Linked DNA regions of Homo sapiens: region 2 is linked to region 1. A link is a loop called in an ENCODE intact Hi-C map of the cell type or tissue named here. Cell type or tissue: breast epithelium. All regions are shown on one strand. Links, peaks and the distances in the headings refer to the core of each region. The heading gives the core; the rest is flanking DNA. Region 1 overlaps GRIA3 (glutamate ionotropic receptor AMPA type subunit 3). Region 2 has its middle 32 kb from the start of THOC2.

Region 1 (8,000 bases), core at 1-8,000:
TAGGATATGCATAGGTGATCCTTACAAGGCAAGGTGCTAGAAGGAAAGAAGGCCAATGATGCCACAGCTCTGGAGAGCTCCTGACCTCCCCCTCTTTTCCTCCTTTCTTCTTTGCCTCTTCTAATGTTTGATGGGATTGGAAGAGGACAATGTGCTTGCATGTCCTACTAGGGTGGGTGGGGTAGGACTATAAGGGAGGGGTAAGGTGTGGCTGGGGTGGGCCCATTCTGAAGTTCTTTAATGTAGTCACAAGTCTCAGGTCTACAGAAATTAAGTTCTTTAAGTTAAGACTCCAACTGTGGAAATCTCAAGCACTTGGTTTAGACTCATGAAGAGGAGATTTTTGTGGTGAGAATTACCTGCCATACAACTTTTCAAATACTCCCTTATTCAGAGAGGCCTTAGATTTGTCATGACTAGAAGCAGGAGATAGCTGAATATCTTTAAACTTTATATTTCCATAAAGCTTTCTGGGTGCCAGGGTGATTTAACACACACCATCTCATTTAAACCCCACAGCAGCCCTGTGAGGTGGGTGCAGTAGCTATTGTTTTTTCACTGCTTACTCCCCAGCACTGAGAACAGTGTGTGTGCCCAGTAGTGCCCCATAAATATATATTGAATGAAAGAATGAATTCCCATTTTATAAAAGATGGAACTGAGGGTAAGGGAGGGTAAGTGCAGTGGCAATGCCAAGAGGTGCCATAGTGGGCTTTAGCCTACTCACTCATTTCCATGAATCTACCCCCTCAGTATAAATCAAGCCTGAAAAAAGCTGTGTGCTTGCTAAGCAGTTTCCAAATAAGGCCTAACCAGAACTCCACCTTGAAGAGTCTCCAATACAGAAATTCAAAGATTTGCCATTGACTCAACTACTTATCTTAGGTCACACAGCTAATGAGGAACAAGGCTGGGACACTATCCAAGTCAACTAGAAAGGTTTCAGATAGATCTTTCCCCGTGATAACCCCAGCCTCTTTTGCTTGCTTTAGCACTGACAATATCCTTTTTGATGAAAGAGGGCAACTCACCTCCAAAAACATTTTTTGCTTCTTGTCCAAGCTTTTTTTGAAGTTGGGGTAAATTGTAAATTAACTCCAAATCCCCTCTCACTAAGGCACTGGAATTAGTGAACATTCTTGTCACTCATTGTAACCCTGCTATAGGCCCTTAGTGTCCATACTTCACCATGTAAAGTGATCAGAGCAATTTGAGGCAAAAGAAGAAAAATACATCTGGGTTGCCAAATGCATCGGACACATTTTTTTCTTCCACTTATGTTTTGAAGAAGTCAATAGCTCTAATAAGGTGCATTTGGAAAAAGGAATCATTGATTTTTACAGTTTTCCCCCTAAAGTAAAGGAAATAGTTTCCATTTTGATTTGGAGCAAGGCACACAACAAATGATATCATTTCTAAGCATGGCCAAAACCCCAATTTCACTTTCTTCCTTCACTTAGGTTTGCACATTTTTAACATTCAGAGAAGTACTGCTTGTCTGTGTCCTTTTGCTTCAGACAATCAGCAGCTGTCATGAGACTGTGTATTGGTGAACACAGGGGAAAGGAAGGGAAAGAAATTCTGGTTTCTATTCTTAGTTTTTCTACTTGTGTGTTATGAGCCTGACTGAGTTATTTTGAGGGCTGGGCTTTTAGATAACTTCATTGGAGTTGGAGGTCACCTTTCGCCTAGACATTAAGTTTTGCCCTCAAATGTAAATGACTTTGCTTAACAGTTTCAAACTGTGTTCACAAGTCCAGGGACATGTTTCCTTCCACTTCAAGAAGGGCTATTTCTGATGTCTCCTTTCCAAAGGTGCAGGTGACAATCAGCTAAGTTTCCTGAGACCTTTCTAGTGTCCCTCTCTGGTATGCAAAGTCAGATTACTGTTCTGATTAATCTTCTGCTTCTCTTGCTGAGTCAGACTAAGCATATTCCAATGGGTTGAAAATAGTGCCAGTGGCCATGTGACTTTGAAAGCTAGAGTCAACACATTCTTTCAGAAAATGTTTCTAAGGTACCATTGCTCTATTCTGGGAGAATGGAGGAAGGGAAACAGTACCCTCTACCCCTGTGTCTCTCAGTAAGCAACAACTTTGCCTCTCAGGAGACGTTTGGCAACAACTTTTCATTGTCACAACTTGGGGAGAGGAGTGCTACTGGTATCTAGTGGGTAGAAGCCAGCGGAGCTGTTAAATGTCTTACAATGCACAGGACAGCCCCCACCACCAGTAATTATCCGGCCCCAAATGTCAACGGTGCTAAGGTTGAGAAACTCTGCTATATGGACTTTGATTAAGCCATCTTTAAGTAAGAAAACCCATCATAACTAACATTTAATTGAATACATACTTTTTGTTCCAGGTCCATTTCAAGGGTTTTACATGTGTTAACTCATGTAATTCTCACAACAACTCTATGAAATAGATTATACTATTATATATTACCCCATTTAAACATGCAGAAACAGAGGCACAGAGGAGTTAAGTAGTTTGCTTAATGCCACACAGCTGGTATGTGGTGGATCTGGGAACTCATTCAGGCTCCAGAGTCTGCTCTCAAACAGTACACTATTCCTAGATAGGTTAAGCCATGTGGTAGGGTTGGGATGACTTCACAGAAATTCTGCTTTCTGATTGAAATGATGCTTATACTTTAGCATCATTTCAAGGGGCATGATATTTCTATTATTCCCTCCCTGAAATGTAGGATTGGAGACTAAAGTGTCTTACCCTTAGTCCACATGAAAACCCTACCTTTTAAACCAGAAGTTGACAAATTATTTTTTTCTCCTTATTTTGAGAATGAAAATATATAAGGAGTATAACGTTATGTATTGAACTTATATGGCTGTTATAAGCCAAGACTGTGAGTCAACTTTTATTTTCACAGATGCTCCTCATTTTCCACTCCCCTGCGTGGGTAGTACCACCTCTCTTTCATTTGCCTTATCAGGTAAAAGATGCCCTCCCCACCCCATCCTGTGCTCAGAAAAGAATTGGAAACATTCACACTGAGGTAGAAATGATGAACAATATACAAAAGTGTGATCTCCTCATAGGATCAAACCACAGCTAAAGGAATGATAGCCTAATGGTGGACACATTAATTGGGTATGGAGGAGAAGTTTGTGTGTGTGTGTGTGTGTGTGTGTGTGTGTTGAAAACCTGACTTTGCTATGTACCTTCACCTTTAGATTGCAGAACCTATTTTCTTTTTTTATTATTTTTTATTTTTTATTATACTTTCAGTTCTAGGGTACATGTGCACAACGTGCAGGTTTGTTACATATGTATACATGTGCCATGTTGGTGTGCTGCACCCATTAACTCATCATTTACATTAGGTATATCTCCTAATGCTATCCCTCCCCTCTCCCCCCACCCCACGACAGGCCCCGGTGTGTGATGTTCCCCTTCCTGTGTCCAAGTGTTCTCTTTGTTCAATTCCCATCTATGAGTGAGAACATGTGGTGTTTGGTTTTCTGTCCTTTTGATAGTTTGCTCAGAATGATGGTTTCCAGCTTCAACCATGTCCCTACAAAGGACATGAACTCATCCTTTTTTATGGCTGCGTAGTATTCCATGGTGTATATGTGCCACATTTTCTTAATCCAGTCTATCATTGATGGACATTTGGGTTGGTTCCAAGTCTTTGCTATTGTGAATAGTGTCGCAATAAACATACATGTGCATGTGTCTTTATAGCAGCATGATTTATAATCCTTTGGGTATATACCCAGTAATGGGATGGCTGGCTCAAATGGTATTTCTAGTTCTAGATCCTTGAGGAATCGCCACACTGACTTCTTCCACAATGGTTGAACTAGTTACAGTCCCACCAACAGTGTAAAAGTTGCAGAACCTATTTTCAAGACAGAGAATGGGTCACAAAGAAAGTGTGTCTGCCACACCCTTTCACTACTAACTAGAGCAAAGCCTCAAATTCCCTGACTCTCAATCAAGGATTGCTTCTAGGACTGCTATCACTATTGAACACTCCAAGGTCACTTCCCTCAGCCTTCTAGAGTTCTATTTTTCAATGAAACGGCATCTCCAGCAATCCAAAGCCAATTACCATTGACCAATTGGATTAAATGTATTTTTATTTTCTATTACTAAGATATTCAAAAGAGAAGTTCAATACTATTGTTATTCTTGAATCAATTAATTGTAGTGTGGAGGCCAAACCTGACAATACAGGTCCTAGGAAATGAGCGGGAAAATGTTCTTCTATTAAGAAGAAAAATCTATCCTGAAATTGCAATGTTTTGTTTCCACTGTGGCTGTTACTTCCAGGTCCCTGGAGAATTATTTTCTTACTAAGGGGAGAAAAAAGCAATGAAGAAAAGAAGAAGCAATTTGCTTGGGGTTATCCAAAAGAGCCCAAATTTTCCATTTAGAGTTTTTTTTTTTTGGGGGGGGAGTGTTAGTTTCCTAAAAGGTGAGCTGGAACTAATCTGAAGAGAAGTTCTGTTAAAGCCAGCTTGTCAGCAGGAAATACTATGTACCTGGGAAGCTACTGATGACTGCTTCTGTGATTCTGGTTTAATTGGCCTGAGGCGGGGCCAACATTGTAAATAATGCTTCCTAAGTGATTCTAATATTCAACGATGTGTTTAGAATAATCAACAATGGTCCTACAGCTGCAACAACTAGCTACCAATTAGTGCATAAATACTGACAATGAGAGGGCTACCATTTATTAAGCACTTACATGCAACAGGAATGGTGCTTCGTGCATTATATACATGATTGCTAATTCTTAAAACAACCTTGTGAAACCAATATTATCTCCATTTTACTGAGAAGTTAACTAATACTTATAGAAGTTATTTTACTTCTCCAAGGTGATACAGCTGGTTAAATTTTTAGCTCTGACCTCACTAAAGTTTAGATTCATTTATCCATCTACCTAACTGATATCTCCACTTAGATATCTCATAGGTATCTCCAACTTAGCATGGCCAAAATGGATCTCTTGATTCTCCCCCACCCCTGCTTGCTACTCCTCTAGGGTTCTCCATCAGAGAAAATGGCAGCACCTTCCAATTTGTCCAGTTGCTCAGGTCAAAATCCTTTTAGTCATCCTTGACTCCTCTCTTTGGCCTCACATTCCACACCTTGTCAGCTCAATCTATATTCAAAATGCAACCACTTCTCCCTACCCTCCTCCTAATTCAAGCTAATCATTGTTCACCTGAAATATTGCAATTGCTTCTTTTTTAAATTGAATTAATTTTTTTTTTTTTTTTTTTTTTTTTTTTTTTTTTTAGAGACAGAGTCTCTCTCTGTTGTCCAGGCTGGCGTGCACTTGTGTGATCCTAGCTTACTGCAGCTTCGAATTCCTAGGCTCAGGGATCCTCCCACCTCAGCCTCTTGAGTAACTGGTACTACAAGCATGTGCCACCTCATCCAGCTAATTTTTTAAAAATTTCTTTGTAGAGATGGAGATCTCACTATTTTGCTGAGGCTGGTCTTGAACTTCTGGGCTCAAGTGTTCCTCATGCCTTGGCCTCCCAAAGTGCTGGAATTATTGGCATAAGCCACCATGCCCGGCCTACAATCACTTCTTAAGTGGTCTGTCTCCCTGCTTCTCAACTTTTGCCCTGACATAGCAGTCTGATTGATCCTTTTACACATAGATTAGATCATGTCATTCCTCTGCTCAAAGTCGGCTAAGTGACTTTCTGTCAAACAGAATATAATCCAGAATTTTTACCACGGTTTGTCTTCTTCACTGCTCTCATCTCTTACCACTCTTTCCCTCACTTACTTCACTCTAGCACATGGACCTTCTTCCTCAAACCTACCAAGTGTATTCCCATGTCAGGGCCTTTGCTAACGCTATTCCATCTGGAATGCTTTTCTCTCCACGCAACTCCACCTCATACTTTCATGGCCTGCTCCTTCCTTTCATTCAGGGTGTCTGATCAAATGTCAGAAAGGCCTTCCACAATCAGCCAAGATGAAATAGCACCTCCACACCAACATTTTGTCTCTTCACCAGCTTTTTGTCTTCATTGCACTTAACACCAACAGAAACATATATGTTATTTACAGAATTTGTTTAATTTTGTCTCACCCACTACAGTGATTACAAGGACTTTGGTTTTGAGCCCTTACAACAATGGCTGTCATATAGCATGTACTTAATAAATATTAACTGAATGAATAAATGCGTAGCTGAGATTTAAACCCAGCTCATTTGACACCAAAGTCTATATTCTCCTTCTTCTCTCTTCCAGAGTTTAGAGAGGTAAAGTTATAATTCCAAGTTTGCATAGATGCAGGGGGACAGAATTAGTATTCAAATCCAGGTGTGCTGGCTTTCAAAAACCTGTGTTGTTTTTTTCTACTACTCTGCACTGCCTCCCAGTGGAAAGATCGTTAGTAGCTACATTGACCAAAACTAGTGAATTGAGTGAAGTTTACTTCTTTGACCTGTTGTTTTGACATGATTTTATATAACCTTGATCTTCTTTCTTGGTTCAGCTTTGAAACCTGTGCAAGATGCTCCGAGGTAAAAGGCACCAATATGATAACTCACTAGCTTGTCACAGGCCCTAAATGCTACCATTAGAGATCATGCCTTCTGTTTGACTTGGTCAAGTTACTTAAATTTCTCTAAGACTCTAATAATTATCTCTGAAATGGAGATAGACTACTAAATGAGATAATTCATGTAAAGCACCCATAACAGTTCTTGGCAAGTAGTAAGTCTTCAATAAAGTAGATTATGCACTCATGGCAAATGGGAAGGTAACATGACCCCACATCCACTGCCTTTGTGTGGTTTGGTTTATTTGAGAATGTGTGCCAGAAGAATACCAGAGGAAGAAGAATCAAGATAGGTCTTGGGGCAGGCAGGCAATGTGGAGTGCCACCCCGATATGTCAGGGGCACGTGAGGGCCTGGGCACATGTGGGTGACAGGAAGTATGGTATCATATTAAGTGTTTTCAGTCCTACTGTGGCACAGATTAGAATTAAAGTTAACTCAACAGATGCTTGGCAGAGAATACTTTACAGTGCCAAATGGGGCCACTAAAATGTTCACTTTCAATATATTCATATTTCACCTTCTCCTGTGGCTCTCGATTTTGAACAGTTGGGTTTAGATTTAAGTCTTTTCCTCCTTGCTGTGTTAGGAGCGTTCTGGTAAGTATTATTTCTAAAGGTGCTATGCTGATTTAAAAAAGGTGGCTGGCTGCAGTTTTGTCTGGCAAACACACTGACTGTGAAAGCTGCAGGAAAATTGATTTTCTGGCATTTGCGTGTCCTGGCATAAACTGCACGCCATGGAAGCTCAAGTTACAGAAGCTTCTGATAAGTGCAGCAAGTGAGGTTGACTTCATGAAATGATTAGGTTCCACTAATCTTTACCATTGGGGTCAAGGCAATGGTCTCCATATGCAAAATGGCAGATAAAACTACTAATTTGCTGCTATTTCATTAGAGAAGTAGTCAGATAGCCACTTAATCTGATAGCCATATGCAAACACAAATCAGCACACTTATTTAAGTCCCCAATCTTCATGCTCAGGCCCTGATCTCAAATTGTCTTTATTCTGCCTTGGCCAGCATGAGTGCTGTGGAGAAGCCACCTAGTCACCAATGCTCTGGAAGGGGCCTGTCTGTCCCATGTTGAAATTTGTAGTTATGTGCAGTTTTCTTTTGGTGTACACAGCAGTTGTTAAGAGTATAGATCCTGAAGTTATAAAGACCTGGTTTAGGTACTTATTAACTGTGTGACTTTGGGCAAATAATTCAACCTCACTGAGACTCAGTTTCCTCCTCTGAAAAATGGGGATGGTAATAGGACCCACCTTATAGTGTTCTTGAGGTAATGAAATGAGAGATTGCTTATAATGAATTTGACATAGCTCACGACAACATAGTAAGCACTTAGTTTCTCCCCAATTCCATAGTTGTATCAGGAATTGTGGTACCTGCTGTAAGGAATGGAGATGTGGAAAACATGTTCCTTATGCTCAAGAAG
Region 2 (9,280 bases), core at 489-8,488, 310 kb before region 1:
AGCTGTAGTAGGCTGCTTCTAAAATGGCTCCCAATGATCCTCACCTCTTCAATATTCACCCTCTTGTAAATCCCTCCTCTTGTGTTGGACCCAGCGACTTGCTTGTAACAAATGAGCCATGGCAAAAATGATGAGATGTCACTTTCATAGTTAGGTTACAAAAGACTGTAGCTTCTGTGTCTTGCTCATATTCTGTCTCTGGCTCTTCCTAAGTGATTACGCTGATGCAGAGGGCCCCCTGGCAAGGAACTGGGGCCTTTAGTCCAACAGCCAGCAAGGAGCTGAATCCTTCCAGCAATGATTTGAGTGATCTTGGAAGTGCATCCTGTCACAGTGAGCCTTGAGATAAGACTGCAGCCCCAGCTGACACCTTGATTGCAGCCTGTGAAAGACCCTAAATGGACACCTTGATTGCAATCTTATAGAGAATCTGAAGCAGAAGACCCAGTTAGGTCAGGACTCTAGGCTTCACAGAAACTGTGAGGTTATAAATGTGTTGCTTAAGCCATCAAGCTTTATTAAAAAAAAAAGTGGAATTCAAGATCAAATGCATTAAGACGAAAAGGGGGCATAAATGGTTCAATCCTTGTTGAAGTGATGAATCACAAACTTTTATGTACTGAAGTATCACAGCTTAATATTTACAGCAAACTCTCAGAAACCCAAGAAGATTTTGATAGAAAACCACCACCATAATGGGAGATTATAATATATCTCCTTCAGAACTTGAATGATCAAGTAGATGAAAAATAAGCTAGAAAATAGATGACTGAATAATGTGACAAACAAGTTCAACATATAATCATATATATGTATATTTCCACACGCATTTTAAAATGTAAACTATTTTGTTTTCCAGGTCTTGGGAACTCGGAAAAAAAATTTTTAATGTAAATTATGTTCTAATGTCTATCAACTGTGTGCTTCTTCACAGAGGAAAACTTCATGAATTTAAAGAAGCAGAGATTTGTAGAGGCAACACATTCTCATTATAATCCAGTAAAATTTAAAATAAATAATTGAAGATGGTCAAAATATCTTTACTACTTAAAAACTGAGGAACAGTCTCCTAGATACCCCTAGATCACGGCTGGGTGCAATGGCTTGTGCCTGTACTCTCAGTGCTTTGGGAAGCCAAGGTGGGAGGATTGCTTGAGACCAGGAGTTTGATACCAGTCTGGGCAACATAGCGTGACTCCTGTCTCTACAAAAATTTTGTTCAAGATCAAAGCCTAGGCAACATAGTGAGACCCCATCTCCAAAAAAAAAAAAAGTAGCCAAGCATGGTGGTGCATTCCTGTACTTTAGAGGCTGATGTGGGAGGGTTGCTTGAGCCTGGGAGGTCAAAGCTGCAGTGAGCCGTGATTGTGCCACTGTACTCTAGCCTGGGTGACAGAGCTAGAACCTGTCTCTAAAAAACAAGACAAAACAACAACAACAACAACAAAACCCCAGAGCTTTGGGAGGCTGAGGCAGGTGGATCACTTGAGTCCAGGAGTTCAAGACCAGCCTGGCCAACATGGCGAAACACTGTCTCTACCTAAAAATTACAAAATTTAGCTGGGCGTTGTGGCATGCGCCTGTAATCCCAGCTACTTGGGAGGCAGGAGAATCACTTGAACCCGGGAGGCAGAGGTTGCAGTGAGCTGAGATCATGCCACTGCACTCCAGCCTAGGCTACAGAGAGAGACTCCATCTCAAACAAACAAGCAAACAAAAAAACCCCACAAATCCCCAAAAAACTCCTAGATAAAAGAGAAAATCAAGACAGAAGTTATAAATTTTTTAGGAAGTAACAAAAAGGTAAATGCTTTATAACAAAACCTATGGGATCATCTAAGGCTCTATTTAGAAGAAAATGTATAGCTTTACATTAGGAATCACAAATGTGTCCAGGGCCTATGTAGGTGATGTAGATGTAGGAAGTGGTTAGATGTAAAAATAGGTAGAGGAAGGGCCTATGGAGAATTGGAGAGTACATGACTGTCCTAAAAGCATTCAAATCCAGCAGTTTGCAATACTCCACTATAAATGCTCTTATTATTAAAAGTGGAAAATATGTACACTGAGTAATATACTATAAACACAGTTGCAAAGCCACAAAATTATCCAAAAGAAAATACAAATAGGGAATTAATGAAAGATAAAGCTCAAATGAGTGAACTAGAAACTCGTCACAGGTTGGGTTGTCAGGGAAACAGATACTAGGGAGTTAAGGGTACGAAAGGTTTATAGAGGAGTAATGTCTGCGGAAAAAAAGGGAAGGGGGTGTTGTACGACTGCAATGTAGACCTGAGAAAGTCTCTGTCAGTCCAATGGGGAGCTCTGGAGCAAAGATTGTCCATCAGATGAGTTCTGCATTGAGCAGAAAAGGCTATATCCCAATACCTCCTTTTGCTCCATCATTAGCCATGGGCATCCTGAGGATGATTTCAGCTCAAAAACTGAGGTGGTCTGACCTTGGAGCTACTAACAGCTGATGGCAGTAACAGCTAACCAAACTCCTTGAAGCTGGACAGTGAGAGCCTTCATGAAGTGGGATCTGAGTAATGCCTCTCTGTTTCTATCACAAAAATAAACAAAAATGCGTAGAGCCAAAACCCAAAAGCTGGCTTTTAAAAAAGTAAATTCAACCTATTAATGCTTCCACCGTTTTGTGTCTCTGTGCAATTTGCAAAATTGTTCAAGTGGAATACATGTGCACAAATTTTCAAAGAGTGGATATTTAGGATCTATTAAATTATATATTAGGCAAAAAACAAGTAGCATTTAAAGGGCTGCCTGCCATGGTGGGAACTGTAAATCAACATATTTTCATGCTGGCCTTTCTTCCACTGCCCTAAACGAGGAAGAAATTTGTAATCAATTCATATTTTAAAAGGGCTACTCCTGCTAGAAAACAAGAGAACATTCTATTAGTTTGAGGTTTGAGTGTCCCCCAAGATCAAAATCAGCGTAAGCCACCGTGCCTGGCTTGATAGTCAATATATTTCTAAGTCTCTCCTAAAGATTGAGCAGAGTAACTGTCCAGAACTTTTGACCTCAATGGCAGAAATAGAAGAAACTGCACTGTCCGAAATGGTGGTTGTTATTGAGCACCTGGAATGCAGCGAAGCTAATCTGATTGGAAATGTGTTGTAAGTGTAAACAGACAAGATTTCAAAGACTTAGAATGCAAAAAAAAAAGTAAAATATCTCATATTTTTCATATTAATTGATTATGATCTATTTTGGATATATAATATTAAATCTATTACGATTTGGCCGAGCACGGTGGCTCACGCCTGTAATCCCAACACTTTGGGAGGCTGAGGTGGGTGGATCACCTGAGGTCAGGAGTTTGAGACCAGCCTGACCAACATGGTGAAACCCCGTCTCTACTAAAAATACAAAAATTAGCCAGGTGTGGTGGCATGCACCTGTAGTCCCAGCTTCTCAGGAGGCTGAGACAGGAGAATTGCTTGAACCCAGGAGGCAGAGGTTGCAGTGAGCTGAGACCGTGCCACTGCACAACAGCCTGGGCCACAGAACGAGACTTAATAATAATAATAAATCTATTAAGATTTATTTTACCTGTTTAACTTTTTCTAATGTAGCTACAAGAGCATTCAAAATGACACTCATAGCTCACATTTTTGGCTCATGTTATCTTTCTATTGGATAGTGCTGCACTAGCTACGTATTGTAGAGTTTCCTGTATTCCTCTTCTTTTGACTCACTGAAAGTTCCAACCAGTACAGAAATGGTGGTAAGCTCATCCTTATGGTTCTCCATGGCTTTAACAATATAAGGCCAATGTATGTCATACTGTGTTCAATTTTTGATTCTCCATACATCTTTTGCTCAATAGGGAGGTCATACAGAGGTGTCCTGTGTCTATCCATACCAGAAAGTGCACATCGACAGGGAACACATGATGGGAAGGCCATAAGCACCAGCAACAAAAAGACCCATGGAGTGCGATAATGGCTCTAGAATCTTTTTGTTAACCGACCCTGTGAAAGTCGCCCTTCTAGCTGTGCTTTCAGTTGAGGTCCTGAGACTGACTACCACTGTGTACAGCCTGATCACTCGATTGGCCATCTGGTGCAGGAGGATGAACCGAGTGGCGGCGGCGGCGGCGGCGGCGGCGGCGGCGGCGGAAGAAGCGGCTCCAAGAGGAACCAGGCACCGCGAGCCCAGCGCGGGAGGAGGAGAGGGGGGAGGCGGAGACAAAGGAGGATAAGATGACATCCGGGGCGGCGACGTCGGAAGATGGGGCCCGGAAAACTCTAGGTCCCGCCCTAGGAATTCTCCTTGGCAGGGCTGAGTCCGCTGAGCCGCCTCCGCCGCTCCTTTCCTTCGGCTCACACTGGCTTCATCTGCCGACTCTCAACTAACCCAGTTTTCTACCCTGGACTGGACCCTCCCACCCAGCCCCTAAAGCAGGTGTTTTTTGGCTTTTTTTTTTTTTTGAAACGACTAATAAAATAGACAAACTGTCAGCTAGCCTAAGGTAGGAAGAAAAAAACAAAAAAGAAGGAAAGAAGGGGAAAGGAGGGAAAAATATTAGTAATGAGCAAGTCGATAAAAACACAGCCATATGATAAAAATTTTAAGAAACTATTGTGGGTAACAAATGTGAATATGTAGAAGAAATGACTGGTTTCCTAGCAAACTATAAACTACCAAAATTGACCCAAGAAGTAGAGAACCTGAAAAGAGCAATAACCACAGAAGAGAATGGAGAGTCACCAGGTCTAGTTGGGTTTTAGCTAAGTTTTAGCTAACCTTTTTTTTTTTTTTTTTTAATGCTTTGATTAGAAAAAAAAAAAATAGAGACTATGTTCCTCAGGCTGGTCTTGAACTTCTGAGCTCAAGTGACCCTCCCACCTCGGCCTCTCAAAGTGCTGGGATTACAGGTGTGAGCCGCTGCTCCTGGCCAATTTTAGCTAACCTTTAAAGAACAAATAACTTCAATGTTATCTAGTCCATTCTAGATAGTGTTTTTCAAAATATCTGCAGTGAAGAACAAGTTTTTTAAAACTTAGAATTATTGTGGACATATACTTCTGCCATTTCTTTCTTTTCCTTTTTTTTTTGAGACGGAGTCTCGCTCTGTCACCCAGGCTGGAGTGTGGTGGCACGATCATAGCTCACGGCAACCTTTGCTTCCTGGGTTCAAGCGATTCTCATGCCTCAGCCCCCTGAGAAGCTGGGACTACAGGTGCGCCACCACACCCGGCTAATTTCTGTATTTTTAGTAGAGACAGGGTTTCGCCATGTTTGCCAGGCTGGTCTCTAACTCCTGGCCTCTGTCCACCTTGGCCTCCCAAACTGCTGAGATTACAGGCATGAGGAACCGTGCCTGGACTACTTTTGCCAATTTTAATTTAAAAGACTAGAAAAATTAAATAATACGCAGACATAAAGTGCAAGGCCAATTTTCAAATTTTTAGAATAATCAGAAATAAAATTAAATTTTCTTAAAAAATAATCAAAATAGTCCGGGCGCTGTGGCTCATGCCTGTAAATCCCAGCACTTTGGGAGGCCTAGGTGGGCGGATCACGAGGTCAGGAGATTGAGACCATCCTGGCCAACATGGTGAAACCCTGTCTCTACTAAAAATACAAAAAATAGCTGGGCATGGTGGCCCGAGCCTGTAGTCCCAGCTACTCAGGAGGCTGAGGGAGGAGAATCACCTGAACCCGGGAGACGGAGGTTGCAGTGAGCTGAGATTGAGCCACTGCACTCCAGCCTGGGCGACAGAGCAAGACTCCATCTCAAAAAAAAAAAAAAAAAAACACTTAAAAAAAATCAAAATAAATTGAACACGGTGGCTCATGTCTGTAATCCCAGCACTTTGGGAGGCAGAGGCACGTGGATCACCTGAGGTCCGGAGTTCGAGTGCAGCCTGGCAAACATGGTGAAACCCCATCTCTACTAAAATTACAAAAATTAGCCAGGTGTGGTGGCACGTTCCTGTAATCCCAGTTACTCAGGAGGCTGAGGCAGAAGAATCACTTGAACCTGGGAGGTGGAGGTTTCAGTAAGCCAAGATCGTGCCACCACTGCACTCCAGCCTGGGCAACAGAGCAAGACTTCGTCTCAAAAAAAAAAAAAAAAATTGATTGAGACCATCCTGGCATCCTGGCTAACACGGTGAAACCCCGTCTCTACTAAAAAATACAAAAATAAAAATAAAAATAAAAAATAACATAGGGACAAATAAGATAATTACAAAACCTGAATACATTACTCATTGATGAGTCCGATGATCACTGCTTGGATGTCATAATGATGTTAAATTGCTATAACAATTTCTAAACCCTCTCAATTTCTGTATTTATCTCATCATAGATGGTAACACGTTAGGGACAGGCACCAGTCCTCAGACCACAGAAAAAGATGAAAAGATCCGAAATTTATTTTGTAAAGCTAGCATAGCCTTACATGTGGGAATATATTAAAATATGATAATATTTGCACAAAAGATACATGTAGAAATTCGAAATAAAATATTAATAAACTGAATTTAGCAGTGTAGCAAAGAATAATATACCATGACTAAGTAGGGTCTATTTAAGAAAAGAAAAAAAAAAAAAAAAAATTGCTGAGCACAGTGGCTCACACCTGTAATCCCAGCATTTTGGGAGGCCAAGGTGGGAGGATTATTTCAGGCCAGGAGTTTGAGACCAGCCTGGGCAATGTAGTAAGATCCTGCCTGTACAAAATTATAATTATAAAAATAAAGAAAAGCAAAAATGATTCAACATTAAGAAATCTATTAACATTGCTGGGCATGGTGATATGTGCCTGTAGTCTCAGCTACTCAGGAAGCTGAGGTGGGAAGATCGCTGGAGGCCAGGAGTTCAAGGCTGTAGTGTGTACTATCAATGTACCTGTGAATGGCCACTGCACTCCAGCCTGGGCAACATAGTGAGACTCCAAAAAGTCTATTAACATAATTCATGACCTGAAGCAATTAAAGGAGAAAACTCATGTTATTATGTCAATAGAAACTGAAAAAGCATCAAAAATTCAACAGCCATTTCTAATAAAACTTCAAAGTAAAATAGAAATTAAAAAGAAACTATAGGCCAGACACGGTGGCTCACGCCTGTAATCCCAGCACTTTGGGAGGCCAAGGTAGGCAGATCACTTGAGGTGAGGAGTTTGAGACCAGCCTGGCCAACCACTTTGTCTCTACTGAAAATACAAAAATTAGCTGGGCATGGTGGCATGCACCTGTAGCCCCAGCTACTCGGGAGGCTGAGGCACAAGAATTGCTTGAACTCATGAGACAGAGGTTGCAATGAGCCGAGATCATGCCATTGCACTCCAGCCTGGGCGGCAGAGTGAGACTCTATCTCAAAAAAAAAAAAAGAAAGAAACTATTTAAACATGATAAAGACTTCCGAAACTCAACAGCAAACATATTAAATGAAAATGTGAAGTCATTTTCACTAAAATCAGGAACGAGAGAAGGATGCTATCACCACTGTTATTCAACATTGTTTTGTATGTTCTAAACAATCCAATAAGACAAGAAAATGAAGTGGTATGTGTAGAAGACTGTTAGTTGTCCTCCAAAATCTATTCTCCCCTTCCTCCTCAGAAGTTCGGCTTTAAAGCACATGACTGAGACAGACTACATTTTCCAGTTTTTCTTAAAGATACCTGCAGCCACATCACCATGTTTGCACCAGTAGAATATGCACAGAAGAGATAGGTTTCAATGTACCCCTCAAGTGCTTAAAAGGAAATTGCTTGTCCTAGACTTTTCTCCCACCCTGCTCCCCACAGGCTATAATATAGGTACAACTGTAATTTAGCTTCAACCATTCAGATGAGCACAATACCCCAGTAGATGGCTGGATAGTAATGGATCACTGAATAACCTTGTGGAGCAAGGATGTCCCACCAGCCTGAATTGGTCATATGGATATGTAATAAATAAATAAGCTGGACAGGTGTGGTGGCTCATGCCTGTAAGTCCAGCACTTTGTGAGACTGAGGTGGGCAGATTGCTTGAGCCCAGGAATTCAAGACCAGCCTGGGCAACATGGTGAGACCCCATCTCTATTTTAAATAAATAAATAAATAAATAAATAAATAAATAAACTTCTATCATATTTTTTTTCTCTCTCTCCCTCTGGCTCTCATTTGGCTTTTACTAAAACCAATATAATAGGAATAATTATCAGAAAAAAGACCCAGAAATTATCAAATTTTTATTATATTCATAGAAAACCCAATAGACTCTGGTTTTACAAAAATTTCCAGAATTGTTTTCCTCACACCACTGACATTTTGAAAAAACTACTAGAATTAATAAAAGTTTTTGGTAAGGTGGTTAGCTACATGACAAGCAAAAAACAAGTAGAATTTTCTAATGTTACGAATAACCAGCTAGGAATAGCAATGGGAAAATATTCCATTCACAATACCAAAAAAAATTTAAAATAATCTAGGAATGAATGGAACAGGAGATATACAGGATTTATATGAAGAACATTATAACTTCTTTTTGAAAAACCTAAAACAAGATCTGAGCAAATTGAAAGATATAAAAACACTAATCCTCCCTCAAATAACAAATACAATAAAATTCAAATAGGAATATTTGTAAACATCCCATTGAACTGGATAAAACAACTTTATATTATAATTATTATAGAAATTAAAATTGTATTTATTATTTTGAATGAGTAAAATATTCATATCGTTCAAATTCAAAAGGTCCCAAGAGGTATGCTGTGATAAAGCTCTTTTCCAGGCCTCCCCCAGCCACTCAGTCCATTCCACATAGGCAGCCTAGGTCACCAGTTTCTCCCATAAACTTTCAGAGATATTTGCATCATCATTATTATTATTTTTTTGAGACAGAGTCTCACACTGTCACCCAGGCTGGAGTGCAGTGGCACAATCTTGACTCACTGCAACCTCTGCCTCAAGTGATCCAGCCTCCCATAATGCTGGGATTATAGGTGTGAGCCAGCGTCCCCCCACTGTGCCCAGCCTGCATCACATTTTTTTACACAGGTGATAGTGTGATATACAGATTTTTCTGCATATTGCTTTATTTGTCTTAGCAATGTGACTCTGAGATGTACAGAGCTTGCTTCTTGTTTCTTTTATTTTTTTATTTGTATACATTTATGTCTATGATGCTGTATTAGTCCGTTTTCATGCTGCTGATAAAGACATACCCGAGACTGGGCAATTTACAAAAGAAAAAGGTTTAATATGGACTTACAGTTCCACATGGCTGGGGAAGCCTCACAATCATGGCAAAGG

The links. Hi-C counts contacts between places; a loop is a spot of excess contacts. Peaks named below come from ENCODE experiments on the same cell type or tissue, not always from the same donor. Only the 100,000 strongest peaks of a DNase experiment are listed, where the experiment ranks them.
Region 2: it touches region 1 in a loop (22-fold over the local background); 8 of 110 quality-filtered maps call a loop at or near these places.

The regions. Positions count from the first base shown.
Region 1 is chrX:123,448,779-123,456,778 of GRCh38, reverse strand. The region is part of intron 12 of GRIA3 (glutamate ionotropic receptor AMPA type subunit 3); the gene reads right to left. Among named protein-coding and RNA genes, the nearest start is that of GRIA3, 270 kb to the right of the region's middle. In breast epithelium, for the core only: no CTCF peak of the experiment used is centred there; no DNase peak of the experiment used is centred there.
Region 2 is chrX:123,760,094-123,769,373 of GRCh38, reverse strand. It overlaps the pseudogene MEMO1P4. Among named protein-coding and RNA genes, the nearest start is that of THOC2, 32 kb to the right of the region's middle. In breast epithelium, for the core only: no CTCF peak of the experiment used is centred there; a DNase peak (open chromatin) is centred at 4,233; H3K4me3 peaks cover 968 bases; H3K27ac peaks cover 422 bases.